Regions from separate parts of the Homo sapiens genome. Here all the other regions are linked to region 5. The links are chromatin loops, found by intact Hi-C in ENCODE. Cell type or tissue: OCI-LY7. All regions are shown on one strand. Links, peaks and the distances in the headings refer to the core of each region. The heading gives the core; the rest is flanking DNA. Region 1 has its middle 64 kb from the start of GPCPD1. Region 2 has its middle 34 kb from the start of GPCPD1. Region 3 overlaps GPCPD1 (glycerophosphocholine phosphodiesterase 1). Region 4 has its middle 59 kb from the start of SHLD1. Region 5 overlaps SHLD1 (shieldin complex subunit 1).

Evidence for each region. Peaks named below come from ENCODE experiments on the same cell type or tissue, not always from the same donor. Only the 100,000 strongest peaks of a DNase experiment are listed, where the experiment ranks them.
Region 1: a loop joins it to region 5, with 4 times the contacts of the local background. A loop is called at or near these places in 4 of 110 quality-filtered maps.
Region 2: a loop joins it to region 5, with 5 times the contacts of the local background. A loop is called at or near these places in 9 of 110 quality-filtered maps.
Region 3: a loop joins it to region 5, with 3 times the contacts of the local background. A loop is called at or near these places in 82 of 110 quality-filtered maps.
Region 4: it touches region 5 in a loop (4-fold over the local background); 7 of 110 quality-filtered maps call a loop at or near these places.

What each region holds. Positions count from the first base shown.
Region 1 is chr20:5,671,464-5,677,801 of GRCh38, forward strand. No RefSeq gene overlaps it. Among named protein-coding and RNA genes, the nearest start is that of GPCPD1, 64 kb to the left of the region's middle. In OCI-LY7, for the core only: a CTCF peak has its summit at 3,137; DNase peaks (open chromatin) are centred at 1,018, 2,171, 3,038 and 4,178; H3K4me3 peaks cover 3,006 bases; H3K27ac peaks cover 4,339 bases.
Region 2 is chr20:5,642,011-5,648,348 of GRCh38, forward strand. No RefSeq gene overlaps it. Among named protein-coding and RNA genes, the nearest start is that of GPCPD1, 34 kb to the left of the region's middle. RefSeq lists enhancers at 4,933-4,982, 5,503-5,642. In OCI-LY7, for the core only: a CTCF peak has its summit at 3,475; DNase peaks (open chromatin) are centred at 3,611, 4,851 and 5,601; H3K4me3 peaks cover 2,486 bases; H3K27ac peaks cover 4,814 bases.
Region 3 is chr20:5,566,184-5,572,521 of GRCh38, forward strand. GPCPD1 (glycerophosphocholine phosphodiesterase 1) reads right to left here. Exons shown (of 20, transcript NM_019593.5): 12 at 3,964-4,056; 13 at 1,300-1,377; 14 at 550-589. Among named protein-coding and RNA genes, the nearest start is that of GPCPD1, 42 kb to the right of the region's middle. In OCI-LY7, for the core only: CTCF peaks have their summits at 3,056 (motif pointing right) and 3,262; DNase peaks (open chromatin) are centred at 3,078 and 4,558; H3K27ac peaks cover 2,322 bases.
Region 4 is chr20:5,688,581-5,694,918 of GRCh38, forward strand. No RefSeq gene overlaps it. Among named protein-coding and RNA genes, the nearest start is that of SHLD1, 59 kb to the right of the region's middle. RefSeq lists an enhancer at 1-24. In OCI-LY7, for the core only: no CTCF peak of the experiment used is centred there; DNase peaks (open chromatin) are centred at 1,099 and 3,541; H3K4me3 peaks cover 999 bases; H3K27ac peaks cover 4,771 bases.
Region 5 is chr20:5,769,399-5,774,398 of GRCh38, forward strand. It overlaps SHLD1 (shieldin complex subunit 1), which reads left to right. Exons shown (of 3, transcript NM_152504.4): 2 at 3,464-3,645. The coding sequence starts at 3,468. Among named protein-coding and RNA genes, the nearest start is that of SHLD1, 21 kb to the left of the region's middle. In OCI-LY7, for the core only: a CTCF peak has its summit at 2,333; DNase peaks (open chromatin) are centred at 1,043, 1,723 and 2,173; H3K4me3 peaks cover 1,716 bases; H3K27ac peaks cover 2,439 bases.

The DNA.
Region 1 (6,338 bases), core at 818-5,817, 97 kb before region 5:
GGTGATCTGCCTGCCTTGGCCTCTCAAAGTGCTGGGATTACAGGCGTGAGCCACCATGCCCTGCTCCAGATTGGTAAGAACCCAGTGCTTTCCTTGGTGTATAACAATTACCCCACACTCTTGAGTGTCTTAAAATAGTCAGCAGACGTTAAAAGTTGCATCAGAATCTTTTTTTTTTCTTTTGAGACGGAGTCTTGCTGTGTCACCCAGGCTGGAGTGCAGTGGCACAATCTCGGCTCACTGCAAGCTCTGCCTCCCGGGTTCACACCATTCTCCTGCCTCAACCTCCCGAGTAGCTAGGACTACAGGCACCTGCCACCACGCCCGTCTAATTTTTTGTATTTTTAGTAGAGATGGGGTTTCACCGTGTTAGCCAGGATGGTCTCGATCCCCTGACCTTGTGATCCACCCACCTCGGCCTCCCAAAGTGCTGGGATTACAAGGCGTGAGCCACCGCGCCCGGCCTGCATCAGAATCCTTTTTTTAAAAAAAGTTACCTTGGACCAGGCAGGGTGGCTCACTCCTGTAATCCCAGCACTTTGGGAGGCCAAGGCAGGTGGATTATCTGAGGTTAGGAGTTCGAGACCCGCCTGACCAACATGGTGAAACTCTGTCTCTACTAAAAATACAAAATTAGCCAGACATGGTGGTGCACACCTGTAATCCCAGCTACTGGGGAGGCTGAGGCAGAAGAATCGCTTGAACCCAGGAAGTGGAGGTTGCGGTGAGCCGAGATTGTGCCATTGCACTCCAGCCTGGGCAACAAGAGCAAAACTCCGTCTCAAATAAATAAATAAATAAAAAATAAATATAAAAAAGTGATCTTATATTAGTCTGTTCTCATGCTGCTATAAAGAACTTCCCTAGACTGGGTAATTTATAAGGGAAAGAGGTGTAACTGACCCACGGTTCCACATGACTGGGGAGGCCTCAGGAAACTTACAATCATGGCAGAAGGGGAAACAAGCCGTCTTACGTGGCAGCAGGTGAGGCCGGGGGTGTGGGGAGAGGGAGAGAGCACGTGTAAGCACAGGAAAAACTACTCTTTAAAACCGTCAGATCGCATGAGAACTCACTATCATGAAAACAGCACGGGGGAACTGCCCCCATAATCCAATCACCTCCTACCAGGTCTCTCCGTTAACGCCTGGGGATTACAAGTCAAGATGAGATTTGGGTGAGAACACAAAGCCTAATCATATCAGATCTGTTTTTATTTTATTTTATTTTATTTTATTTTATTTTATTTTATTTTATTTTATTTTATTTATTATTTTATTTTATTATTTTATTTTATTATTTTATTTTATTTTATTTTATATTTTATTTTATTTTATTTTGAGAGGGAGTCTAACTCTGTCACCCAGGCTGGAGCGCAGTGCCGCGACCTCCGCTCACTGCAAGCTCCGCCTCCCGGGTTCCCGCCATTCTCCTGCCTCAGCCTCCAGAGTAGTGGGGACTACAGGCGCCCACCACTACGCCCGGCTAATTTTTTATATTTTTAGTAGAGACGGGGTTTCACCTGTGTTAGCCAGGATGATCTCGATCTCCTGACCTCGTGATCCGCCCGCTTCGGCCTCCCAAAGTGCTGGGATTACAGGCGTGAGCCACCGCACCCGGCCATATCTGTTTTTAAATATACATAATATTGAATTATATCTGTTCTTATGTTTAAAGTACTAGTAGGAAATACCCAAAATATTAATAATCTTTGTAACTGAGGGATAGGTTTATACTTGATTTTTACTTTTACTTTTCATTTATCTGTAGTGCCTATATTGTCTACAATAAACATGTATTATATATTTACTTTTGTTGTAAGGAACAAAGGTTTTTCTAAAAGTGGGGAGTGAGACTTAACCCCTGAACTCCCCCCAAAAAGACCATTGAATTTGTTTTCATGAGAATTAAACATTTCTTGAGTCAAAGACACCAAAAGTGAACTTAACAGCAGATGAACTGAGAAAAAGTATTTACAATGTGCAGAGCAGAAAAAGAGTTTTATTTTTCTGAAAACATTTTTATTTATTTATTTATTTTGAGACAGGGTCTCACTTTGTCACCCAGGCTGCAATGCAGTGCTATTATCTCAGCTCACTGCAGCCTTGACCTCCTGGGTTCAAGTGATCCTCTAACCTCAGCCCCCCAAGTATCGGGGACTACAGGTGCACGCACCACCGCACCCAACTAATTATTTGTATTTTTTGTAGAGACAGATTTTCGCTATGTTGCCCAGGCTCAAACTTCTGGGCTACAGCAATCTGCCCACCTTGACCTCCCAAAGTGCTAGGATTACAGGCATGAGCCACCATGCTTGGCCAGGAAAAGAATTTTAATCATTATATACATATACGTGTGTGTGTGTGTGTGTATACATATATATAAAACAAGTCAATAAGAAAAATAAAAACAATCAATAGAAAATTGAACAAAAGATAACAGCAATTTACAGAAGTTGAAGAAAAAAGTCCAATAAATATATGAAAAGATTTTAATCTCATTAAAAACGAAGGAAATAGAGGTCACAACCATTAATAAAATATTTTTTGCCAAAAAAATTTTTTTTGCTTATCACTTTAGAAAATACCTTAAAAATCACTAGCAATCAGAGTTTGTGAGGATGGTTATTCTCGCTAATAATACCAACCATCTATGTGTATACCTACTGTTGGTGGAACTGAAAATTGGCAGAGCCCTTTCTGAAAAGAACTTAGTGGTATATGTCAATACTTTAGGTATGCATGCCCTATGACACAGTGGTTCCAATTTCAGGTATCTATTCCAGAGAAATATTTGCCCATGTGCATGAAGAGGTGTGTACAAGAAGAGGCATGAGTCATAAAGCACTGGAAACAACACAAATGTCTAGCATGGAAGAATGGTTATGTAAACTATGATTGGTCTGTTCTATTGAAAAACCACACAGCACCTAAAACAATTAGAAAGACCTATATGTGGTGACATGGCAAGATAGAGCAACATAGCTCAGGGGTAACCACTGAGGGCCTGTCTGGATTCAAATCATGTTTCTGAAACTTCCTGTCTGTCAGACCTTGGAGAAGCCGCCTAAAGCGCTCTAAGTTTCCACTTCCCCATTTGTAAAATCGGAAAGATAGTATTATGTGCCTCCTAGGGCTGTTAATGAGAATTAAATGGGGCAATACATGCACTGTGTTTTTTTTTTTTTTTTTTTTTTGAGACAGGGACTTGCTCTATCATCTAGAGTAGAGTGCAGTGGCATTATCATGGCTCATTGCAGCCTTGACCTCCCAGGTTCAAATGATCCTCCTACCTCAGCCTCCTGGGACTGTAGCTGGGAATACAGGAGTGCACCACTGTGCTTGGCTAATTTTTATTTTTTTGTAGAGATGGGATCTTGCTATGTTGCCCAGGGTAGTCTCGAACTCCTGGGCTCAAGTGATCCACCCGCCTCAGCATCCCAAAGTGCTGGGATTAGAGGTATTAGCCACTTTGCCTGGCCATACACAACATTTTGAACTGTGTGTGTCTCACAGTAATTTATCAATAAAAATACAAACTTTTGCATATTAGAGAAAAGCAAGTTGTAGAACACCAAACATGATATCAAAGCCTTAATACTAAAGGTAATATATGTGGGTATGCCTATATATGCATAGAAAATGGCCCAGTAGAAAACATGTCTCATTAATAGCGGTGTTTATTTCTGATAAAGGAAAGGACTGGGATAAGGCTGGGGTAGGAAAGCTGTCATATCAACTCTACACTTCAGTATTATTTACTTTTTTACAGAAATAAATGTAACTTGTTTGCTGCATGCAGGCACTTGCATGCGCACGCGCGCACACACACACACACACACACACACACATATGCATACACCAGTTACCTTGGGCAAGGCAATATAGGCTTTGACTCTAGTTTGAAGATTTCAAGAGTACCAAATGTTTTACTCAAGGAATTTGAGCAATTGTGCAATTTTCAACAGTGTTTTGTGTCTATTTTGGCTACACAGAGAACTTCCTCAACAACATGGAAACAGACGAGTTTAGATTGTAGTTAACAAGAATAATTTGCAGAAATAGAAAGAAGCAAATAATCTGTTCTGTTAATAACACTCATCTGTCACCCATGCAATGCCTTTCACAGTTGACTGAGAGCCAATTTTATCTTGCTGTCACATAGAGTGTCCTTTTTATCATTGCAGTTGCACACTTCCCACAATCTTTAGGCAAAGAGGCGGAACTGCCTCATCTACGTGTATAGAAGTTATCTTGTTGCCCGGGTTGGAGTGTGCAGTGTGCAGTCTTGCCTCACTGCAGCCTTGACCTCCTGGGTTTAAGCAATCCTCCTGCCTCAGCCTCCTGAGTTTCTAGGACTACATACATGCCACCATGCTGGGCTAATTAAAAAAAATTTTTTTTGTAGAGATAGGGTCTTGCTATGTTGCCCAGGCTGCTCTCAAACTCCTGGCTTCAAGTGATTCTCCCACCTCAGCGTTCTAATATGTAGGGATTATAGGTGTCAGCCACCATGCTCAGCCTCTCTTGTGTCTCTGAAGAAGGTGCTGGTGAAGAAAGGATCTGGGGCGTCCCAGGTGAGGGAGAACTTTCCAACGCATGCAATCCATCTTGGGCCTCAGGTGACACCCTTGTATCATTCTGAATTAGGAAACGCTTCATTTTTTTAAACCTCATTATGCAAGGAGAATATTTTTTAAAATATTTTAAGGCCAGGCGCAGTGGCTTATGCCTGTAATCCTAGCACTTTTGGAGGCCGAGGCAGGTGGATCACCTGAGGTTGGGAGTTTGAGACCAGCCTGGCCAACATGGTGAAACCCCATCTCTACTAACAACACAAAAAGTACACTGGGCATGGTGGTGCCTGCCTGTAATCTCAGCTACTTGGGAGGCTGAGGCAGGAGAATCGCTTGAACCTGGGAGGCAGAGGTTGGAGGAAGCTGAGATTGTGCCACTGCACTCCGGCCTGGGCGACAGAAGGAGACTCTGTTTCAAAAAAGAAAAAAAAATGCAATCAAAACAAAAATAATAATCATTATGATATGATACCCATGGATTAACCACTCAGATTTAATGGATTTGAACATTTTTACACAATAGATTCTGGTGTGATTTTTTAAAAAAAGTTTATTAAAAAAAATAAAACTGGCTGGGCACGGAGGCTCACGCCTATAATCCCAGCACTTTGGGAAGCTGAGGCGGGTGGATAGCCTGAGATCAAGAGTTTGAAACCAGTCTGGCCAACATGGTGAAACCCTGACTCTACTAAAAATACAAAAATTATCCAGGCGTGGTGGCACATGCCTGTAATCCCAGCTACTCGGGAGGCTGAGGCAGAAGAATTGCTGGAACCCAGGAGGTGGAGGTTGCGGTGAGCCGAGATCTCACCACTGCACTCCAGCCTGGGCAACAGAGCTAGACTCGGTGTCAAAGAAATAAATCAATTAGATTAAATTTAAAAAAAAACTATGCAACTACAGCTAACTCCTTCCACCCTGTCCCAATCCTTTCTTGTACTTCCTTTTGCAGAGGTAACCAGCTTCCTGAACTGAGAGAGATCATTAGTGAGCATAGTTTTATTTTCTTCTTTTTTTCTTTTTCTTTTTATTTAAATAATAGGGACGAGGTCTTGCTATGTTGAACAGTCTGGTCTTGAACTCCTGGCCTCAAGCAATCCTCCCATCTCAGCCTCCCAAAGTGCTGGGATTATAGACGTGAGCCACCATACCCAGCCAACTAATGAGCATAGTTTTAAATCTCCCCACATAAATACGTGCATCATTCAGGGCCTTGACAAGCATGTGCAAACGGGGTCATGGAAGACAATTTCATAAAAGTTCTCTTTGCAAATGTAGAGGCTGCAATAAGGGACCCCAGAAAGGGATGGTGAAGCATCTTGGGGGTAGCAACTGGAGGTCCCCTGCTACAGAACTCAGAAAGACTTGCCACTGTAGCAGAGGGTTACCGACAGTACTTGTGGTCTTCAGTGAACAAATGCAGCCTCTGCAAACCCCTGGCAAAGAGGGAGTAGGCAAGGAGAGGAAGAGAGTTAATTCCCCCTGCCTGTCTCTTCTCCTCCCCTCTGACTCCTACTGGTGCTTCCCATTGGATGAACCCAACCAAAGACAGAGAAAAGAGTTCTCTGATAAGGTCTGTAAAGCTTCCCAGGGCCAGAAGTAGGTAGAGAAGGCCAGGAAGAGGATGTGACAGCTGGAGAATATGTGTCCACAAACAACACAAAGCATTATTTGTGTGTTTTACAAATTCTCTTAAACGATATCACGCTTTTACATGGTTTTTGTTTGTTTTTCTCGAGACAGAATCTCACTCTTATTGCCC
Region 2 (6,338 bases), core at 636-5,635, 130 kb before region 5:
ATATAAAAATTAGCCAGGAGTGGTAGTGTGCACCCATAATCCTAGCTACTCAGGAGGCTGAGGCAGAAGAATCGCTTGAACCTGGGAGGCGGAGGTTGCAGTGCGCTGACTGTGCTCCAGCCTGGGCAACTGAGCGAGACTCCATCTAAAAAAAAAAAGAGGAAACAAAGGAGGTATGTAATATTGGAGCCAGGATCATTTTAAGGAAAACTCAAGCACTAATTTGAGTCCCAGAGCTGGGAATAGAGATGAAGTTCTTGAGACCTGGTTGTCCTTGACACGTGTTGCAGAAGAGGAGGGAAAACAGAAGTGAGAATGACAGACCCATTTTTCCTCTTTCAATGTTATTTTTGCACTAACAGAAGGAGACAAGCTGCCCTTGCCCTTAAAAGGTCATTTTCAATCTCTTGGCCAGACTAGAAGGAGAATATTTCTCCTGAATAATTAATTGGTTTTAAGAAGATGGAAAGATATTTTTAGCTTCTAAGAAGAAATCAGGGTCGCTTGAATGATATCTTTATTCAACAAGGACACAGTCTTTCAGGAAGTTTACTTGTGCCAATGTAATTAGTAGTTGCTTTACAGGACAATGCTGTGCAGGTTTCACGCTGTGATGAAAGGAGATGATTTTCCAGTTACTGTTAATTGAAAATTGAAGCAAAGTGAACTTTGCAATCAAAACAGGAAGGGAAAACCAGACTGCAATAAGACAATAACCTTAGAGCTTTGTTCTTTCACAACACACAGAGAAGAAGCAAAGGGTTTTTTAAACTACTTTCATCTGGGCCAAATTTCTTGGAAGAATGCCCTCTGCCTGCCATCTACTTCCCTCTGGCTTGGCTTTTGCCCCAACCACCACTTCACTGAACCTGCTTTCATTATGGCCAACAAGGACTCCATGTTGCCTAACCCACTGGACATTTTTCTGTTTTGTGTTTTCTGATCTCTAAGCAACATTGACTCAATTGACCACTCACTGTTTCTGAAAATACTTTCCTTCTAGTTTCAGGGATGCCATTTTCTCCTTGTTTGTCATCTCCCTGGCCATCTATTTAAGGTCTTCCTCCATTATCCAACCTCTAAATGTTAAGGATCCTGGTCAGGCACAGTGGCTCATGCATGTAATCTCAGAACTTTGGGAGGTTGAGGTGGGAAAATCACTTGAAGACAGGAGTTCAAGACCAGACTGGCCAGTATAGTGAGACCCCCATCTCAACTTTTATTTATTTATTTATTTTTTTGAGAGGGAGTTTCACTCTGTCACCCAGGCTAGAGTGCAGTGGCATGATCTCAGCTCACTGCAACCTCCGCCTCCCGGTTTCAAGAGATTCTCCTGCCTCAGCCTCCTGAGCAGCTGGGATTACAGGTGCCTGCCACCGTGGCTGGCTAATTTTTGCATTTTAATAAAGACGAAGTTTCACCATGTTGACTAGCCTGGTCTCCAACCCCTGACCTCAAGTGATCTGTCTGCCTTAGCCTCCCAAAGTGCTGGGATTACAGGTGTGAACCACCGCGCATGGCTCCCATCTCTACTTTTTAATAAAAAGAGAATAATAATAATAAAGCTGAGAATCTTAATCATTGCGTGTCTTCTCTTTTTCTTTTCTTTTTTTTTGAGGTGGAGTCAGGCTGGAGTGCAATGGCAGGGTCTCGGCTCACTGCAACCTCCGCACTATCCTGCCTCCCAAGTAGCTGGGATTACAGGCATGTGCCACTACTCCCCGCTAGTTTTGGTATTTTTAGTAGAGATGGGGTTTCACCACATTGGCCAGGCTGGTCTCGGAATCCTGACTTCAGGTGATCCACTCGCCTTGGTCTCCCAAAATACTGGGATTACAGGCGTGAGCCGCCACACCCAGCCACATCTCTGCTCTTTCTGTGCTTTCTGTCATATAAGTACTGCACTTTAAGCAATTGCACTACTGGAGCTCCTCTGTTCTCTTTCTGAATGATTTTATCCAATCCCATGGCTTTAATGCCATCTTGATACCAGCATTATCAACATTTATATCTCCAGCCCTGATCTCTTCCTGGAACTTCAGACTGTTATAATTCACCTGCCTTCTTAATATTCCAACCAGGAAATTCATAGACAGCACAATGTATCGCCTTGGTTCCTCCCTTCCCAAACCTGTTCTCCCACAGTAGGCCTTACTTGTCTTGTAGGTAGCACCACCTCCTATTTAACCACACTAGTAGGAAATTTCATTATATCTGGATTCATTTTTTCTCCCCACTCTCTACATCCAATTCATCACAAGTCTTGTTCATTCTGTATCCAAAGCCATTTCAAACTTGTCCACCTCCATTACCACCCCACCTCCTTACCCTCTCCATTACCACCCCATCTCCTTGCCCTATCCAACCCATTCTCTACCCAGAAAATAGGTCTATCTTAAAAAATAAAAATCAGATCACTCACAGTCTATGCAACATCCTTCATTGGATTCCCACTACACTTAGAACTAAATATAAACTTAGGCCTGGCACAGTGGCTTACACCTGTAATCCCAGCACTCTGGGAGGCCAAGGCAGGCCAATCACCTGAGGTCAGGAGTTGGAGACCAGCCTGGCCAACATGGCGAAACCTGTCTCTACTAAAAATACAAAAATTAGCCAGGCATAGTGGCAGGCACCTGTAATCCCAGCTACTTGGGAGGCTGAGGCAGGAGAATCACTTGAACCCAGGAGGCAGAGGTTGGGGTGAGTTGAGATCGCGCCACTGCACTCCAGCCTGGATGACAGAGCAAGACTCCATCTCAAAATAAATAAATAAATAAAAATAAACTTGTAGTGTCCTCTAAACTGCTACAGGACCTGGCTTCTACCCATCCTCCCAAGTGCAAGCTCATTTCATGCCACTCTGTCTTTGGCACACAATGCCAGTCCTGTCCAGCCTAGAGGTCTTTGCTATACTGTTCCTTCATCCTAGAAGCTCTTCCCCTACTCTTCCCATGCTAGCTTTGTCTCTTCCTCTGGGCCTTAGCTTAATTATTGTCCACTAAAGCAGACTTTCTGACCATCCTATCTGAAGTAAGCTTCTTTGTTTCCTTTATTCTCTTTTTAGCTCCTTCTTCCCCTCAGTCCTCACAGTTATTCCCACAGTCATAATGCCAACCCAATTTTTCCACAAATGAGGAAACAGAAAGACTTTTTAGGAACTTGTTAGATTTTAGACAAATCAAACACCACATAAACAACAAACTGCTTCTCTCCTAACTGGGCATCCTGCTGGATATGACCAGTCATACCCAATTCCACCCATATCTAAAAATTGAAAGGCTAACTGAGCATGGGGGTACACACCTATAGTCCCAGCTACTTGGGAGGCTGAGGTGGGAGGATCACTTGAACCTGGGAAGTTGAGGCTGCAGTGAGCCAAGATTGTGCCACTGCACTCCAGCCTGTGTGACAGAGTGAGACTCTGTCTCAAAAAAACCCAACTAGTTTTTAAAAAGTAAATACTGATAAGGTGAATCGGCATCTCAAACCCAAAATGAGGATACTCTTGAGACCCCCTTCAGTGGAAAGTGTGTAATGACCCAGATCCTGTTTTGCTGCAATCTTGGCCCTACATGACACAGCGGCATTCAACCGAACACGTAAAGACGAGAATAACTTTCTCACGAGTCTCATTTCCTGTGTTTTATATTAGAGCTCATTGTTGTTCTCTTTTTATTCCTCCTCTAAGACCAAAGTCCCATGAGATGGACCTTGGTAGAGTGAAAAAGGGTTTGAACTCAACTCAAATGCTATATGAGTGCATGCATGAAACTCCAGAATGGGCTCCAGCACTTTCAAATTTTTTTTCATTGACACTATCCACATGTAGAAAACATACCCTGTAAAGTACAACTTCTCCCTTTTGTTTCTAAGGTGAAAACTTAGGTCATATGCACGGAGCTGACAACAGATCACCCAATAATTATGTGATTGAAGTTGTCACTTATTTGGGTAAAACCTACTCAGGAATTTGAATTCTCTTCTAACAACTTGAACAGCTTCTCTTCTGTTTTGTTAATAAATCACTAAGTATGGCATACAAATCACCAGCAAGTTTTCGGAGAATTAAACTTACTGAAGCTCCTGCTTTCCAGCATTTTTATTTTATTTTATTTTATTTTTTGAGACGAAGTCTCGCTCTGTCGCGCAGGCTGGAGTTCAGTGGCACAATCTCGGCTCACTGCAACCTCTGCCTCCCAGGTTCAAGCAAGTCTCCTGACTCAGCCTCCCTAGTAGCTGGGATTACAGGCACGTGCCACTATGCCCAGCTAATTTTTTTTTTTTTTTTTTTGAAACGGAGTTTCGCTCTTGTTGCCCAGGCTGGAGTGCAATGGCATGATCTCAGCTCACTGCAACCTCCACTTCTTGGGTTCAAGCGATTCTCCTGCTTAGCCTCCCGAGTAGCTGGGAGGCTGAGGCAGGAGAATCGCTTGAGCCCGGGATGAGGAGGTTGCAGTGAGCCGACATGGCGCCACTGCACTCCAGCCCCAGCCTGGGCAACAAGAGTGAAACTCCATCTCAAAAAAAAAAAAAAAGAAAAAGAAAAAGAAAGTGAGTCACTTGATACCACAAAGAATATAGGCTCCTTTGTGAGCTAAAATTTCTAGATCTATAACTCAACAAAGGTGATTTATGACTTTTATAAATGTTGGAGGCCGGGCACAGTGCCTGACACTTGTAATCCAGCAAGTTGGGAAGGCAAGGTGGGCAGATTGCTTGAGCCCAGAAGTTTGAGATCAGCCTGGGCAACATGATGAAACCCCATCTCTACAAAAATAGAAAAATTAGCCAGGTGTGGTGGCATGCACCTGTAGTCCCAGCTACTCAAGACGCAGAGGTGGGGGGATCACCTAAGCCCAGGAAGTCGAGCGAACCGTGATTATGCAACTGCACTCCAGACTGGGTGACAGACTGAGACCCTGTCTCAAAAAAATAATAAAGTTAAATTAAAAATTAAGTGCAGCTGGGTGCGACGGCACACACCTGTAATCCCAGCATGTCCAGAGGCTGATGTGGGTGGATCACAAGGTCAGGAGTTCAAGACCAGCCTGGCCAAGATGGTGAAACCCCATCTCTACTAAAAATACAAAAATTAGCTGGGCATGGTGGTGGGCACCTGTAGTCCCAGCCACTCGGGAGGCTGAGGCACGAGAATGGCGTGAACCCGGGAGGTGGAGCTTGTAGTGAGCAGAGATCATGCCACTGCACTCCAGCCTGGGCGACAGAGCGAGACTCCATCTCAAAAAAAAAGAAAAGTGAGTCACTAGATACCATAAAGGGCAAAATTCCCAGGCTCATCTGTCCCTGAGGAAACGTTGAGGAGGAAATGTGGTTAGTTGTTTGTTTATATTTGTTTCTATAAGGAAGAAAGCTTGAGGTAGAGCTGAAATGCTTTTGCATTTTCTCATGCCACTTTAATACAGTCTCTATTCAGGACTCAGTGAAAACTTTTAAAAGAATATCAAGAGAAATATTTTTGTTGCTGTCGTTGTTTTAACCATAAGAATCATGACTGGGCTAAGAGATTTCCCTAAACTGTCCAAGCATGCTGTAGCTGCTAAGGCCATTTTCTTGGCTGCTTCTATTTTTCTTTTTTTTATGACCTATATTGCCTCCAGATTGGCTGCTTCTAAAGGGGTTGTTCGTACTGGGCTCTGAACTGAGTTACCCAGTTTAACTTCTATGTAGAAAATTACACCAGCTCTGGCCAGGTGCAGTGGCTCATGCTGTAATCCCAGCACTTTGGGAGACCAAGGCGGGTGGATCACCTGAGGTCAAGAGTTTGAGACCATCCTGGCCAACATGGTGAAACCCCGTCTCTACTAAAAATACAAAAAATTAGCCGGGTGTGGTGGCGGGTGCCTGTAGTCCCAGCTACTTGGGAGGCTGAGGCAGGAGAATTGCTTGAACCCGGCCGGGATGAGGAGATTTCAGTGTGCCGACATGGCGCCACTGCACTCCAGCCTGGGCAACAAGAGCGAAACTCCATCTCAAAAAAAAAAAAAGAAAAAAAACGACATCAGCTCTATCTCGAATTCAGTGTCTGGTGAAATTCTGAAAGAACTTAAGAAATGCTATGAGACAGGAGACACAAGACGCAACTCTGTCTTCATTGCTCAACAAATGCTAACAGGGTGTGTGCTTCTGTTCTCAATGAGTCAGACAGATTGGCCAGCTCTGAGCTCTGTTTAATTTGGTCCCACAGGCATGGGCCTCCTTCAAACACTGTCACTTCCAGAAAGTAAAGCAAGACACAAAACAAAACAAAATATCTCAGAGCTGGAAGAGACCTGAGGGATCACCTCCTCCAACATTCTCACTTAAAAAAGAAAAAA
Region 3 (6,338 bases), core at 773-5,772, 200 kb before region 5:
TCAGTCTCTGGGAATATAAAAACATTTTCCTACCCCTGAGGGGCTAACACTCTAGTTGAAAAGACAGGACATATATGAAAATAAAGGATTTAAAATGAATACAATAAGCCTCATATGAATGGCACAGCCATTAATTTCTATGGGAGTAGAAAAGTGAAGTGAAATTATAAAGGGATGTGGTAGGCAGGACAAAGCTTGCCCACGGTCATAACAGGTAAATGAAGAGCTGGTTCAAATTGACCCTGTAGCCGGATTCTATAGTTGATTTACTTTCTACTTTGTAATGGTTAAGAATGTTTGGAAAGATTGATAAGTATTAACACTTTGATCATCAAGCTAAGAAAAGCAATGCAATGGTTACTATACACATGATATATATTTAGTAGAAAACAAATGCAAATTCATTTCCGAACTATAAAATTACATTTAGAAGGCCCAGTATTATACTCATAAAAATGACCAAGTATCAAGTATGTGCTAAAATCGATTTTAAAAATCCTATTAATGCTAACTACAAAAGGAAAACAGTGTTTCCATATTGGTACATACCTTTCCGATCCTTAGATTTCAGTGCAGTCACATGAGTGAGCTAGAAAGCACACAAACAAAATGAAATCAGAAAGGAAGCCTTAGCTTATGAAGAGATGGTTAACAGAAAATATCCTGAAAAACTAGCAAGATAAAAAAGCCTATAAAACGTAGAACTATCAGTTTAATAAGAATAAGCACTAGCCACTATATATATTTTATATGTGCATACACATTTAAGATAATGATCAAATACTCAATTAGGGAAGAATATAAAAATTCTTCACTAGATAACTGTTAATAGGGAATCATGCATTTATTTAGGTTCCTAATAGGGACAGGAAGAGGTACCATGTAAAATTACATGATACAAAATATTCAAAGGTATTGGAAATTAACATATATTTACCAACTATTGCATAAAAGGCCTATTGTAAAATAATGACCATTATATGAAGAAGGGCTACTGCAGAACAGAAGCAACCTAAAGATTATGAATGAGAAGGGCTAGCCACTATGGCCTACAAAAACTTATGGTCTAGTTCGTTCCTTCATAAATACAAAAACCAGTGGGGTCCATGGAAATGGTTGGAGAAGACAGCTGGATCGATACAGAACCCTTCTCCCAAACAGAACAGAATACCAAAGCACATAGTCTACACATTAAATTTAACAGTCATCCCCATGTGCAAAGAGAACATAACCATATACAAGCAAGTACAATAGTCCTAAAGCTAAGGGATAATTTACATTTCATGTTATTATTACTACCTTTAACAACTGGAGTTGGTCAAATGTTAATTCTTTTACTGGAATTTCAAATAATTCAACTGGATCAGCATCAAATTTCTAAAAAAAAAAAAAAAAGAAAGAAAGAAAAAGAAAGAATAAAGAAAATTAAGAGAAAAGTAAGCCCTAAATTATTACTGAATGCTTACACTAGACAGGCCTAGCAACTCTATTTACTCAACAATGAGAATAACTGTTAGTAGCCATACTGAGCCCATGCAGGACAGCCCTTCTAACCTAACACCACCTCCCAGCCCTTATATTCTGGCTTTCATTTTTATTGCAGTGTAGAATACCTGGAAGGAAAATGCAGCTGGCAGAAAGCTGTAGCGCTGAAGACAGCTGAGGATAGAACCAGAAGTCAGTCATCTCCCCTACTTCCTGTTATGCTGTCTATACATTTTCTTTGATACTTATCCATACTACGTGACTAGAAATCAATATGAAAGTACTATATAAAATTTATTTCTGTAAGTTTCTAATCTTTTCGAAGACTTTTAAACATCTGATTAAAAACAGCAGACACACCAAATGTCATGAAAAAATTGTCTGATTAGCTATAAACCATAATACTTAAGCACTCTGAGCTACCATGTTTCCCCCACAAGCAAATCTGTTGTATTAGGTTTTAATGTCTATCAAATGATCAATGTCACTCTGTTGAAGGCACTTCTACAGGAAATGAATTAAGGTATCACCAATAAATCATCTGTCCAACAAATATACTTAGTATATATATATATATACTTAGTATATATATATACTAAAATCCATCACATATATATTCATTCATATGCATTGGTATGAACCTGTACATGCATAAAGTTTTTCTGGAATACACAAGAAACTATTAAAAGTAAGACAGTAAGAACAAGGAAAAACAGGAAAGATTTATTTCTCATTTCATAATCTTCTGAAATACTTTTTTTTTTTCTAATGAAGATGAATTGTTTTTATAAGAAAAACACCAGCTTAAAAATCAAAATTCAGTATAAAAGTTCATTGCTTTCATTTCTCAATTAACTCATTCAGGTTCAACTTCAGATCAAGATATAGCCTGGTGAAAATGGGGCATTAGTAATATTTGAACTCTCATTGATTTTCAGAAGTAAACTGTAGCTTGGCCGGGTGCAGTGGCTCACATCTGTAATCCCAGCACTTTGGGAGGCTGAGATGGGCGGATCACCTGAGGTCAAGAGTTTGAGACCAGCCTGGCCAACATGGTGAAGCCCCGTCTCTACTAAAAAATACAAAAATTAGTTGGGCTTGGTCCAGCTACTTAGGAGTCTGCAGTCCTAGCTACTTAGGAGGCTGAGGCAGGAGAATCGCTTGAACCCAGGAGGTGGAGGTTGAGCCAAGATCACATCACTGCACTCCAGCCTAGGCAACAGAGCGAGACTCGGTCTCAAATAAATAAATAAATAAATTGCAGCTAGATCAATTAATCTCAATCTTGGCTAATAAGATCATTTATCACTTCACTCTTTCTCATTTATCTTTTCATTAATGTTCTTCCATGACTAAAACAACCTGTTCCATGTGTTTGGTCACTCTACTCATGTAATCTGAATAGATGCACCTCCTTCCTTTCCTCCCTTCCTCCCCTCCCCTCCCCTTCCTTCCTTTCTTCCTTCTTTCTCCTAATACCATTTCGCAGAAACAAAAGGGTCCTTTCCTATACATAATATATACATCATAATAATCCAACCCCTAGGAACTCTGATTAAAATTCACCAGCAGGTGGTGCCAGGGTCTTTGTCACACTCTTTAATACAACAGACAGTATCTGGTACAGTGATGCTAGCCAACTAGACTAACTTTAAATCAACTCAGTTGGAAATTAATACCCAACACAGTTTTAGAGTCTAAGTCCCCGAGAAATCACTTGGTTACATAGTATACTGACGTTTAGGGACTATATCATTATCATGATTATGTTTGTACAAAAACAATTACAGTTTTTTTACAGCTATGTAAGTTTTTAAATCTCATTCTGGATCCCCCCCCGCCATTATGCCCTCTTCTCCATTCTTCTGGTCCCCTACTCCAATTCAGGCTTACCTTTCCTGTAGCCCACATTGCTGCTCGCCCTGCCTGCAGTCTCTGTCCTCTGAAATTCCTATTTCATCAGCTACCAAAACATTAGTCTTGAACATTTCCCTTTTCAGCTAAAAAGTATTTCCTACCCCCCTAGTTCTTGAGTCTAAACCTCTTCACTGAGGCCCTCCACCATCTAACTCCAAACCTCTTTTTGAATTTTTCACTGTGGCTCACTAGCCTTATTAATTGAAGAAGCTTGAAGCAGAAACAGCTGGAATCCTAGAAAACAAACACTATGATATCTTCCTCTCTTGCCTCAATATAGTAGCATAGACAGACCGCTACAGAAACCACCTGGAATGTCCCTTTTTTGTAACATAATAAAGTATTTTCAGCAATAGAGACCCTACTCTAGGAAGGCAGTATTCCCAACTCATCACTGTCTCAATGTTGCAAGAGCATGAGAGGGAAGGACTGGCAGTAATTCACCAAGAAAATGAATTAACCAATTCTATTTAATAAGTAATTAAAAATATAAAAAAACTTCCTAGTTTTTAAACCTTTTACTTAACATTAAGAGTTTGAAATGAAGAAATTTCAACGTACCTTTTTCATAGTCAAACAACAGGTAAGATCATGATATACCACGGGCACAAAGTCCTTTGAAAGGTGTACGTCAAATTCTACAAAGGCTGCACCCTGACAGAAGGAAGCAAGTATTTGAAAAACATTGCCTGGTACACAGTACCTCTCAAACTGCAAGAACGTAAGAAATTTTTGTTCACTATAAAATTACAGACCTGTACAAACTTTTTCTAAAAAGTAATGTATTCTCTTAAAACAATGGGTTTTCTCTTTTGCAAAAGCACAGCTACTTTTTCCTGGCAAAAAAAAAAAAAAAAAAAAACGGACACAGATTCACTTCAAAACACTCAGAGGCACCGCAGTGGCAGTGAGACAGCCTTCGGGGCTGTTACTTCTGCAACTGCTATTGGCAGAAAAGGAACCCAACAAAAGCCCCAAGCTCAGGGATCCCACACATTGCTGCCCACTGCCCCTGCAAACCTTAGCTGCACAGCTAACATGAAAGATTCAGTGAGGGAAGGAATAAGCTGCAAAGTGCCTTAGCTCGGCTCCTTAGGGCACCTGAGCAGTCCACTGTACAGCCTTTCTCAGCAAAATGTCAGTACGGAATGAAAGAGGAAGCCATAACTGCTGATGAACAGACAGAGACAACAGAAACAGGAAAAAGATGATGCTCATGTCCGGTTTCCTAATGAAAGCCAAACAAATGAGGAAGACATGAATTATAGTTAAAGCCAAATTTCTAAAAAGCAGATCCACACAGAAGGAGCAGGACTGAAATTAATTTAAAGAAAAAAAGAAAGAAAGAAAGAAAAAGGCAGATCCACTCACCCCTATGAATTAATTCAGTTAAAGTCTGTATGTCATAAACTGACATACAAATATGTACCTTTTCTGAAAGGCCAGCTGCGATAGAAGGAAGCAAGGTTTGAAAATTCTGTAACACTACTTTACTGAAAAGATGGGTGCATTTCTACCCCTTACACTGGCTCTAAATTGTCAAGGGGTAGAACTCAACTTGGGAATACACATGGATCACAGACTAGAGTCAAAGGAGTTCAAGAGTCTGGCGAGGAAGCCTACTTCCTTGCAGACTTCCGAAGCGGGAAACTTAGCACCTCTTATTTTAAACAAGACAATACCAAAACCCTTTCTACCAAAGAGGACAAACCCTACCATTCCCAAGTAGTTCTAACTATTAAACATTTTAAGTTGTAGCTTTCTAATTTTTTTGGTTTTAGACAACCATAATCCTTATAGAAAATAATTTTAGTAGAAGACAAAACTTAATCCCAAAATTCATCATGAGGTTTAAGTAATAAGCCAATAACAGACCGAAACATCTTCATAGATATGTATTTAACATTAAAATAAGCCAATAATAATTAAAATAACACATCTGAAAATGTGATCCCTGTGAGTTATAAAGGATTTCATTAGAATATGGAAGAAAAAGGCTTAATGAAATCCTCTCTCAAAAAGCACATATCTAAAAATTATTGGCAGGGTGCAGTGGCTCACGCCTATAATGCCAGCACTTTGGGAGGCTGAGGCAGTCAGATCACCTGAGGTAAGAAGTTCAAGACCAGCCTGGCCAACATGGCGAAACCCCATCTCTACTAAAATTACAAAAATTAGCTGGGCATGGTGGCAAACGCCTGTAATCTCAGCTACTCGGGAGGCTGAAACTGGAGAATCGCTTGAACCTAGGAGGTGGAGGTTGCAGTGAACCAAGATCATGCCACTGCACTCCAGCCTGAGTGACAGAACAAAACTCCATCTCAAAAAAAAAAAAAATTTAACAGGGTCATCACACCGGCATGATGGTTCATGCCTGTAATCTTAGCACTTAGGGAGGCCAAGTGAGGGGATCGCTTGAGCCCACAAGTTCGAAACCAGTCTGAGCAACATAGTGAGATCCCGTCTCTACAAAAAATACAACAATTAGCCAGGTATGATGACACATGCCTGTGGTCCCAGCTACTTGAGAGGCCAAAGCAGGAGGATCATTTGAGCCCAGGAGGTTGAGGCTATAGTGAGCTATGATCCTGCCACTGCACTCCAGCCTGGGTGACGAAGCCATCACGTTTATAGCTAATGAAATGATGTTTAGACTAGCTATGACAGTAAAACTGGTTCCAAATTAATTATAAACTATAGCCTAATAATATTAATAAATATCATATTTTCAACAGAAAGATAAAACAATCTACTAACATTTTAAACATTAAAATTATGATCAATTCAAGATGTCATGAATTTTAAAATGCATTATTTTATATACCACTAAGAGGGGGAAATAAGCTGTCAATTAAATTATGACTCAAAGCTAAGTTGTAAACCCATTCCAATTTCCAAGAGGCTAAAATATTTTAAAAGTACACCTTAGAATAGAT
Region 4 (6,338 bases), core at 825-5,824, 80 kb before region 5:
GGGGGGTGGTATGTTCAACACTCCAGCCGCCTTTCCCGGCAGAGGCAGCGTGCAGAGGTGTGTTCCACACTGGCTCCCAGAGGTGCCCTGAGGACAAATGCAGCTCAGCTCCCTTTCTCCCCAGTCCCTTAATTAGCTACTCTCTGTCTCAGTCTCCGCCCTCCCCACCGCTCTGCCCCCGCTCCCTTTTCCCGTCCTCCCCACGGGTGTTTCCTGGAGTCACCTCCCACATAAGCTACTTGCACAAGAGTCCTTGTCTCAGAGTCAGCTTCTAGGGGTTTCCACCTTAACATAAGACCTATGCCCAGGGTCATCACATGAAGACCTGAGTCAGCCACTTACTGGCCAGATGGCCACGGGTTACCCACTCTGGGCCACGGGTTACCCACTCTGGGTCACAGGTTACCCACTCTGGCCCTCAGTTTCTGTCTGGAAAGAGGTAGCCAGTCACACTAAAGGGGGACTTCTTTTTGGGTAGGCTATTAGAGAGGCTGATTCGATCATTGATTTTTTTTTTTTAAACAAAGCTTATGTTTTTCCTCCGAGTATAAAAGTAAAACATGACGGTTATGTAATTTTGAAAAACAGAAAAATAAATTTAGGCCTGGCACGGTGGCTTACTCCTGTAATCTCAGCACTTTGGGAGGCCGAGGTGGGCAGATCACTTGAGGCCAGGAGTTCAAGACCAGCCTGGCCAACATAGAGAAACCTTGTCTCTATTAAAAATACAAAAAATTAGCCTAGCGTCGTGGGGCGCACCTGTAATCCCAGCTACTCGAGGGGCTGAGGCATGAGAATCACTTGAACCTGGGAGGCAGAGGTTGCCGTGAGCTGAGATTGCACCACTGCACTCCAACCTGGGAGACAGAGAAAATCTGTCTCAACAAAAAAAAAAGAAAAATCAATTTAAAAAGTTAAAATTACCCAAATTCCACCACTCAAGGATATTTTCTTTGAAAGTAGAGGGCACAGGGTGGCCTTGAACCCTAACGTACCCTGCTTTGGGTCTGGCTATGCTGCAGGACTACGGCCCTAAGATTTCTGCAAATGTCCAGTTGCTGTGTGTAGACGCAGCTTGAAATAAACTGCTTGTACAGCATGAGGAGGAAATGTGACTGTCGGACCCTTATGTAACAGAGTAGGAAACCCTGAGTGTAAACAGGGTTTCCCTTGTCAAGGAACGGAAATTGGTTTCCAACCGGTGCTTTCAAGGGCAGACCAGGAGCTAGGAAAAGAAATAGGAAGTCATAGAATGGAACAGAGGAAATTAGGAAATGAAAATCTATAGCCTCAGCATGAAGTTTATGAGGTAATTGGACTGTTTTTCTCAAACTGTGCTGGATAAATCTGGGAAGAAAGATTGATTTCTGATCCTAAGAAGACCTGCAGTATAGACCAGCAGGTCAGGCTCAAGTGAGGCCTGATTATATATTTAATAATAACAGAAAAACTTTTGCAAAGGCTGTATCCATTCGGCGAGCTAGAGACCAGGTAGAAATACCATATGAAGGCAACCCCAGGAAGTAATAGGAATAATAGGGAAAATGGGCCAGGTACAGTGACTCACCTGTACCTGTAATTCCAGTACTTTGGGAGGTTGAGGTGGCCTCGCTTGAGCCCAGAAGTTCAAGACCAGCCTGGGCAATGTGGTGAAACCCTATCTCTACAAAAAAAAAAAAAAAGTATCCAGGCATGTGGTACGGGCCTATAGTCCCAGCTACTTGGGAGGCTGAGTTGGGAGGATCACTTGAGCCCAGGATGTAGAGACTGCACTGAGCCGTGATCGTGCCACTGCACTCCAACTTCAGCCTGGGTGACAGAGCAAGACCCTGTCTCAAAAAAACCCAAAAACTTAAAATAGGGAGATTATACTGTATTATCTGGGTGGTCCCAATTTAATCGCATGATCCCCTAAAACAGAATTTTCTCCAGCTGGAGTCAGACAGATGTGGCAGAAAGAAAAGTCAGGGAGGTTTTTAAGTGTGAGAAAGACTTGACCTGTGAAGGGGCCACATGGAAAGCATGAGAAATAATGCAGGAAGCTTCTTGGAGCAAAGACTGGCCCTCAGCTCACAACCAGCAAGGAAGGTGGGACGCCAGCCCTACGACCACAAGGAACTAAATTTGACCAACACCTGAAGGGGATCCATCCCCAGAGCTTGCAGTAGGGAACCCAGCCCTGTCACCACCTTGAGTGAGGCTTTCTGGGGCCCTGAGCAGATGACTCAGTTGAGCCAGAGTTTTTGAGAGTGGGGCTCTGACCTACAGAACTGTGAGACAATAAATGAAATTGCTTTAAGCCACTCCATTTGTAGTAATGCTATAGCAGCAATAGGAAACCTACACCCTGACATGTCAACTAACTACTGCAAGCCAATGTGAATACGACCTTCATGGAGTGTGTCCCAGGCCATGGGCAGAAGAGGGAATAGCCAGCTCTGCTAGGGAAAGTGAAGAAGGCTTCTCAGAGAAGGCATGCTTTGGGTCCTCTAGAGGTGGAGCCTGAGATGAGATTCCAGTGCAAGCAATGGTTTTGGGTGATGTTCCCAGGAATCAACAGTAAGGGAGTGACAGAGTGAGACAGAAAAAAGGAAAGAAGTCAGTAAAAGTGTGTGCGGTGGCTCATGCCCGTAATCCCAGCACTTTGGGAGGCTGAGGTGGGCAGATCATGAGGTCAGGAGTTTGAGACCAGCCTGGCCAACACGGCAAAACCTCATCTCTACTAAAAATACAAAAATTAGCCGGGCATGGTGGCGGGCGCCTGTAATCCCAGCTACTCCGGAGGCTGAGTCGGGAGAATGGCCTGAACCCGGAAAGGCAGAGGTTGCAGTGAGCCAAGATTGTGCCATTGCACTCCAGACTGGGCGACAAGAGCAAGACCCCCATCTCAAAAAAAAAAAAAAAAAAAGTGAATCAGGCTGGGCATGGTGGCTCACACCTGTCATCCCAGAACCAGAACTTTGGGAGGCCAAGGGGGACTGATAACTTGAGCTCAGGAATTAGAGACCAGCCTGGGCAACATGACAAAACCCCGTCTGTACAAAAAACACAAAAATTAGCTGGGAGCGGTGGTGCATGCCTGTAGTCCCAGCTACTTGGGAGGCTGAAGTAGGAGGATTGCTTGAGCCTGGGAAGTCAAGACTGTGGTGAGCCGGGATCACGCCACTGCACTCCAGCCTGGGTGACAGGGCCAGACCTTGTTTACAAAAAAAAAAAAAAAAAAACACCAAACTTATTAAGCAAGTTACCATTGTAGGCAGCTGGAGCTTTATCCTTCTCGGGGATGCTGGGAAACTGTAGATTTTGTCTGGGAGGGATGGAGGGACGGGGATTTATGCATCTGCTTCCATCAATATTGGTTGGGAGCCTCTTTTGGGGCCATTAATTCCCTAGTACTCAGCCCTTCGATGTATGTATGCAGAGCAGGCACCAACAGTTTCAGAAAACACTCAGGCAAAAGGTTGCAGGTGCTAGCACTTGGCAGTCTGATTGGTGTGCACTGAACCAGTGAGGCCAAGGGGCCAAGGGAAGGGGGAGCACCGGCAGCATTTGAAGGGAGTGAGGGTTTACCAGGCAGAGACCAGAGCAGGTGTTGCAGGCAGACGGAAATGGTTATGCACACAGAGGCCCAAAAACAAGCAAAAGAGTTCTGTGAAGTGGCTAGAGGATTTGAATCTGGAGTTGGACAAACAGGTTTGAATCCTGACTCTGACTCCTCACTGCTTATTCTCCTTAGGCAAGTCACTCCACTGCTCTGAGCATCAGCTATATGATGGGAATTATGGTAGGACCTGCCTCATTGTGCTGTCACAAGGATTAAATTATTTTATTTTATTTTATTTTATTTTATTTTATTTTATTTTATTTTATTTTATTTTTTGAGATAGAGTCTCGCTCTGTGGCCCAGGCTGGAGCGCAGTGGTGTGATCTCCACTCACTGCAACCTCTGCCTCCTGGGTTCAAGCGATTTTCCTGCCTTAGCCTCCCAAGTAACTGTGATTACAGGCGCGCGCCACCACCCTGCCTGGCTAAGTTTTGTATTTTTAGTAGAGATGGAGTTTCACCATGTTGGCCAGGCTACACTCGAACTCTTGACCTCAGGTGATCCACCCACCTTGGCCTCCCAAAGTGCTGGGATTACATGCATGAGCCACCATGCCCAGCCACAGGATTAAATTAGGTTATGCTTTAAAAGAGTATGGCACCTGGTCAGCCCTCAATAATGATAAGCAATACTTCTGTTGTTGTCCCACCAGTGGGTGAATGTTGGCTAGTTGGCTATGCCCACACAAAGAGTGCATGGAGACAAGGGGTCCAGTGGAGTAGTAGGCCAGAAAGGTGGGTAGCAGCTTCGAGGTACCCTGTGAGGTATTTTCAATTGTAGGCTCACCCAGACTGAACCAAGCACAGCTCACACTTGTAATCTCAGTGCTTTGGGAGGCCGAGGGAAGAACACTTGAGAGGCCAGGGGTTCAAGACCAGCCTGGGCAACAAGGAAAGACCCCATTTCTACAAAATAATAATAATTTAAAAAAAAATAGGCACAGTAGTGAGTGTCTGTAGTCCTAGCTACTCAAGAGGCTGAGGCAGGAGGATTGCTTGAGCCCAGGAGTTCGAGGCTGTAGGGAGCTATGATTGTACCACTGTACTCCAGCCTGGGTGACAGAGCAAGACTCCATTAAAAAAAAAGTGAGAGGCCGGGCACGGTGACTCCTGCCTGTAATCCAGCTTGACCAACATGGAGAAACCCTGTCTCTAGTAAAAATACAAAATTAGCCAGGCATAGTGACACATGCCTGTAATCCCAGCTACTCAGGAGGCTGAGGCAGGAGAATCGCTTGAACCTGGGAGACGGAGGTTGCAGTGAGCCAAGATCGCACCATTGCACTCCAGCCTTTTTTTGCACACAAAAAAGGTGGGCGGGAGGGGGAGGCTTATTTTTAGGGAAAGTGAAATAACAATTCAGGACTTTTGAGCCTGAATCTGTGGATCCCAACGAGTCTGAATAAAATTTAGGAGGTCCACAAACTTGGCTAGGAAAAGAATCATTCCTATTTTCACTAACTTCCAACTGAAATTGACCTTCCCCTTCCATGATGAATGTGGGCAACAAACCACAATGATATTAGCAGGAATTGTGATTTTGTCACAAGTAAAAAAAAAAACAAACAAAAAAGCCCCCAGGTATTTCCAGATTGCAGACATCTTAAAGTATCCTTTATACCCTTTACTACTTCAAAATAATGTTTTTTAGACCTGTTTTTAGATTTAGATTTTTGTTTGTTTGTTTGTTTGTTTGTTTTGAGACAGAGTCTCACTCTATTACCCAGGCTGGAGTACAGTGGTGTAATCTCGGCTCACTGCAAACTCCGCCTCCTGGGCTCAAGTGATTTTACCACCTCAGCCACCCAAGTAGCTGGGACTACAGATCTGTGCCACCACTCCTGGCTGATTTTTGTATTTTTTATTTATTTATTTTTATTTTTTTGTAGAAACGGGGTTTCACCATGTTCACCATCCTGGTCTCGAACTCCTGACCTCAGGTGATCCACCCGTCTCAGCCTCCCAAAGTGCTGGGATTACAGGCATGAGCCACTGCGCCCAGCCCGCACCAGGCTTTTTAAAACCTCCCACAGACAGACATATTCTATGTTTTTACCCCTTCTTGCTGTGATCTTGTTGTGACCAATGTAATTACAAGGGTGGAAGGGCCATAGAGGCCATATCCCAGTTAAAGAGGATGTCTCTTTCCCATTAGGATTGGAAAGGGCCAGGCCCTGCTTAGGTTGTGCATCTGTTCTTGGATGAATCACGACGGATGCTGATGGATGACTGGGTCATGTTCCCAGCTTTGGGGGCGAGGATATGGCCCCGTCAGCCTCATCAAATCATGTGGAGTCTGTTAGTTTCTATTGCTGCTGTAACAATTTACCACAAATTTAGGGGCTTGAAGTCGCACACATTGATTACCTCCCAGTTCTAGAGGTCACAAGTCTAAAATGGGAATCACTGGGCTAAAATCAAGGTCATGGCTTGACTGCCTTCCTTTCTGGAGGCTCTAAGAGAGAATCTGTGTCCTTGCCTTTTCCACTTTCTAGGGACCACCTACATCTCCTGGCTTGTGCCCTATTCCTCCATCCTCAACACCAGCAACCTCCTTCTCATGCTCTTATTTTTCTGGTTCTCATTTTTCTGTCTCCCTCTTCTACTTATAAGGACTTTTGTGTTTATATTGGGTGCACTGGATAATCCAGGATAATCTCCCCATTCCAAGTCAGCTGATTAGAATAGCAATCTTAATTCCTTCTGCAACCTTAATTCCCCTTTTCCATGTAATC
Region 5 (5,000 bases), core at 1-5,000:
GACCATCAATAGCAGGGGAAAGTACAGCAGTCCTGCCTTACCCTTGAGGTGGACTACGGACCCCCCAGGGGATACCCGAAATGGCAGATGGTACTGAACCCAATATGTACTACGTTTTTTCCTATGCATATATACATACCTATGATAAAGGTTAATTTATAAATTAGGCACAGTAGGAGATGAACAACAAAACTAATAATAGAACAGTTATTAAAATATACTGTAATATAAGTTATGTGAATGTGGTCTCTCTCTCAAAATATCTTATTGTACTATAGTCACCCTTCTTTTTGTGGTGATGTGAGATGATGAAATGCCTACGTGGCTGAGCACTGTGGCTCACACCTGTAATCCCAGCACTTTGGGAGGCTGAGACGGGTGGATCATCTGAGGTCAGGGGTTCGAGACCAGCCTGGCCAACATGGCAAAACTCCGTCTCTACTAAAAATACAAAAATTAGCCAGGTGTGGTGGCACATGCCTGTAATCCCAGCTGCTTGGGAGGCTGAGGCAGGAGAATCGCTTGAACCCAGGAGGCGGAGGTTGCAGTGAGCCGAGATTGTGCCATTGCACTCCAGCCTGGGCAACAAGAGTGAAACTCCTTCTCAAAAAAAAAAAAAAAAAAAAAAGGAATTACCTATGTGATGAGATGAAGAGAGGTGAATGGCGCAGGCACTGTTAGTGTTCGGCTACTATTGACTTTCTGAGGTTACATCAGAAGGAGGATCCTCTGCTTCAGGCAATACTGGATCATTGAGCCATGAAGATCTCAATGCTTGGGGATCCTTGATAGTGTTTTTTGATGAAAACTTTTGGAAGAACATTCTAATCAGAGGTTGTTGCCTTTCTCTAACTCAAAAGTGTTGCTGCGAAGTTGTAGGCGATTTTAAGCTGCATTCCATCTGAGGATCATATGCCATAATTTTGTGCTTTAATGTCAGTGCAGTTTGAAACACTTCAGCAAATTTTAGTAATGTCCACATGGCTGGTTCTGGTTTAGTTTTTTCTTCATCTTCCTCTTCCTCTGTGGAGGACATGAAAGTTCTTCCAGTTCCTCATTTGCTAACACTTCTCAAAGGCCTTCAGTATGTCCTTCTATTTCATCAAGCATATCAGCAAATCCTTCTCCATCAACTTGTCTTGTTGCATGGATGATTTTCCTAATTCATCTATCAATTTCAGGCAAGCCTTTAAAATCATTCACAACTTCCACTCCATCAGTCCTTCCAGCAGGCATTTGGTTTGTGGTTTAATTCATCCATTGCAACTTGATGAGTGCTATTGCATCAGCAATAGTGAATGATTTCCAGCACTACATTATTTCCAGTTTAGGGTCTGCATCCATTGCTGTTGAATGTGATCAAATACCAGGCAGATGTATGTGGCCTTGAGAAAATGAATGATGTCCTAGTCAAGCGGCTGAAGCAAAAGGTTGTATTTGCAGGTAAAAATACAACCTCAGCATTTTCATTTTCATGGCAAACAGATTCAGGATGGTTAGGTACATTATCTATTATTAATAGGTCCTTAAATTCCAGCCCTTCCTCTTTCAAATATTTTTTCACTTCTGGGAACCATTGATACATTGGTGGAACCACTCTATAAACAAGACAGCTGTCACCCATACTTTCTGATTATATGGCTAGAACACAAGCATAAATAATTTTTGGTTTTGCTTTTGAGAGCACATGGGTTCTTTGCTCTGTACACTATGCTTAGCTTTATCATATGCCCTGCAGCGTTGCCACAGAGTACCAGAGTTAATCTGGTACTTTCCAGTCTTTTCATGCTTTATGCCCTGGTGCTTCCTTTGCACTTTTATGAATGTAGGTTCTATTGGTCATCTTCTTCCAGAAGAGGCCAGTTTTATTGCAATTGAAGACTTGCTGTGTATGGTATCTTTTCTCCTTAATCTACTTCTTCAAGTCTGCTAAAAATGTTGCAGCAGCTTCTTCACTGGCAAATGCAACCTTTTTAGTAATTTTTATGCTTTTCAGCCCAAACCTATTCTTGAATCTGTGTAACTGTCCCTTACTTGCAGTAAATGGCTTGGTGTCACTTGTTTCAGGGGATCCTTGCTGATGTCTTTGTGTAGGTTCTGTGCTTTCTGGTACAACACACTGCTATCAGAACACCTTTCTGTTCATATCTTCCACGCACAAATGTAAGGCCTTTTTCATCTTAACTAAGCACTTATGTACTGTGGCCATAACTCCATAACTTTTTTTTTTTTTTGAGACAGAGTCTTGCTCTGTAGCCCAGGCTGGAGTGCAGTGGTGCAATCTCGGCTCACTACAACCTCCGTGTGGCTATAACTTTTGCAGTTTGAGGTGTGTCAGCAAGACTAACATGAATTTCTTTTTCCTTCTTCACAATTTCACGGATAGAAGATTCATTGTTACAGTAGATCTTAGTAGCCTAGGCATATGATTTTTTTCTTTGCTTATTGAGTTGAGAACTTTTACCTTTTTTTTTTTTTTTTTTTTTTTTTTTTGAGATGGAGGTTTGCTCTTGTTGCCCAGGCTGGAGTGCAATAGCACGGTCTCCGCTCACTGCAACCTCCGCTTCGCAAGTTCAAGGGATTCTCTTGCCTCTGACTCCCAAGTAGCTGGGATTACAGGCACCCACCACCAAGCCTGGCTAAATTTTTGTATTTGTAGTAGAGACAGGGTTTCACCATGTTGGCCAGGCTGGTCTTGAACTCCTGACCTCAGGTGATCCACCCACCTCAGCCTCCCAAAGTGCTGGGATTACAGGTATGAGCCAGTGTGCCTGGCCAACTTTTACCTTTTTGCCTAAAGAAAGTATTTTGTGGCCTATCTTTGGCATATCTGACTTGCTGGCATCACTACTCTTGTGTTTTGGGGCCATTAATAAGTAAAATAAGGGTTACTTGAACACAAGCACTGTGATACCACAACAGTCCATCTGGTAACTGAAAAGGCTACTGAATGACTAAGGGGCAGGTAGCATGTACAGTTCAGATACGCTGGACAGGGGTAATTAATGTCCCAGGTGGGATGGAGTGGGACAGCATGAGATTTCATTACAATACTCAGAATGGTGCACAATTTGAAATTTATGAATTGTTTATTTCTGGAGTTTTCCATGTAATATTTTTGAACCACAGTTGGGTGAGATCAACTGAAACTGCAGAGAGCAAAATCGCACATAAGGGGGGACTACTGTAAATCATTCTGATTTCACTGTTGTTTGACCTTTAAAATTTTTTGGGTGGGTATGGTGGCTCACACCTATAATCCCATCACTTTGGGAGGCTGAGGTGGGAGGATTGCTTGAGCCCAGGAGTTCAAGACCAGCCTGGGCAACTTAGTGAGACCTGATCTCTACAAAAATAAAAATAAAAATAAAAAACAAATAAAATTCTTCAAGCTCTGTCTCCAATGAAGGATCCTGCTATGTGGTGCCTTTTGTACTGAATTGTTTTCTTTTTTCCATGGCAGGACTATGGCAGCCAGGGACGCCACTTCAGGCAGCCTGTCAGAGGAGAGCAGTGCTTTGGACCTGCCATCAGCGTGTGACATAAGAGATTACGTCCTGCAGGGACCCAGCCAAGAAGCCAACAGCGAGGCTTTCAGTTCTTTGGAATTCCATTCTTTTCCTTATTCTTCTGATGTGGATCCAGGTAATAAGCAGAGTTTAAAACAAACTAACTTAAAAACAACTAGCAGCAATACGGGTGTGTGATAGTTTGTTTCTCTCTCTTCCAATAGCAGATCTCTGAGAATGCTTCATTGTCTTAGGCAGAAAAACATCTTACCTAAGCAAAGCTTTCAGGAGGAACTTCAAAGGACAGCTTACCTGGCACAGCAATGACAAGGAGCTGTTTCCTGGATGTCTTTTTGTTATTGTTGCTGTTAATCTCAGGTCTCTTTCTAATCTCCCTCAAAATGAATTCAGAAGCAGGGGAATATTTGGTTCAACAAAGAGAGAGTGGAATTTTTTTTTGTTTTGTTCTTTTAAAACTTCAGAAAATAGCAATGTGGGCCTGTTATGTGTGATGAGTAATAAAAATAGAGACTTTAGCATTCCTTGTATGAAGTATGCTGTGGATTTAAGTAACAACCTTTCTACAAGGTTTCCTGACTAGATTGCCGAAACATCTATTATTTAAACTAATGATAATTCCCTGATGTAGGTAGTGGCCGTCTTTAGTGGTAAAGCCCTCTCTTTCATATTAATTACCTGATCTGAGTCTGGAGGCCCGCAGACCTGGATTTATTTATTTATTCATTTATTTCTTGTTAGTTTTGGTTAATCCCCTGGGTTTATCACACAGACCTGGATTTAAAGTTCAGCTCTGCCACTTGCTGGCTATGTGACTTGGGGCGTGTTCCTTAACCCCTCTGAGCTCCAGAGTCGTCTACAAAATGGTGATCAGAATGCTTGCTCCACCCAGTCAGGTTTAGCTTAAGGTAAACCTGTAAGATACTTAGCATGGTTTTTCTGCCATCGATGGGTGCTCAGTCAATGTTGTTGTCGTTAATATTAAGAAATCCAAATGGCCGGGTGTGGTAGCTCACACCTGTAATCCTAACACTTTGGGAGGCCGAGGCGGGTGGATCACCTAAGGTCAGGAGTTCAAGACCAGCCTGGCCAACATGGTGAAACCCTGTCTCTACTAAAAATACAAAAATTAGCCAGGTGTGGTGGCGGGCGCCTGTAATACCAGCTACTCGGGAGGCTGAAGCAGGAGAATCGCTTGAACCCGGAAGGTGGAGGTTGCAGTGAGCTGAGATCGTGCCACTTCACTCCAGTCTGAGCGAAAGAGCAAAACTCTGTCTCAAAACAAAAAACAAAAAACAAACAACAACAAAAAACAAATCCAAATATATATTTTTAGAAAGAACTCATTGTGGGTACTAAGCAAATGTAGGCTTTAATGATGATGAATTCAGTGATGACTACAGGTAGGATGTGTAACTGTCATTGCCTTCAAGAATTCTATGGAGAAATATGTTTGGGATTCTCTGCTGATTT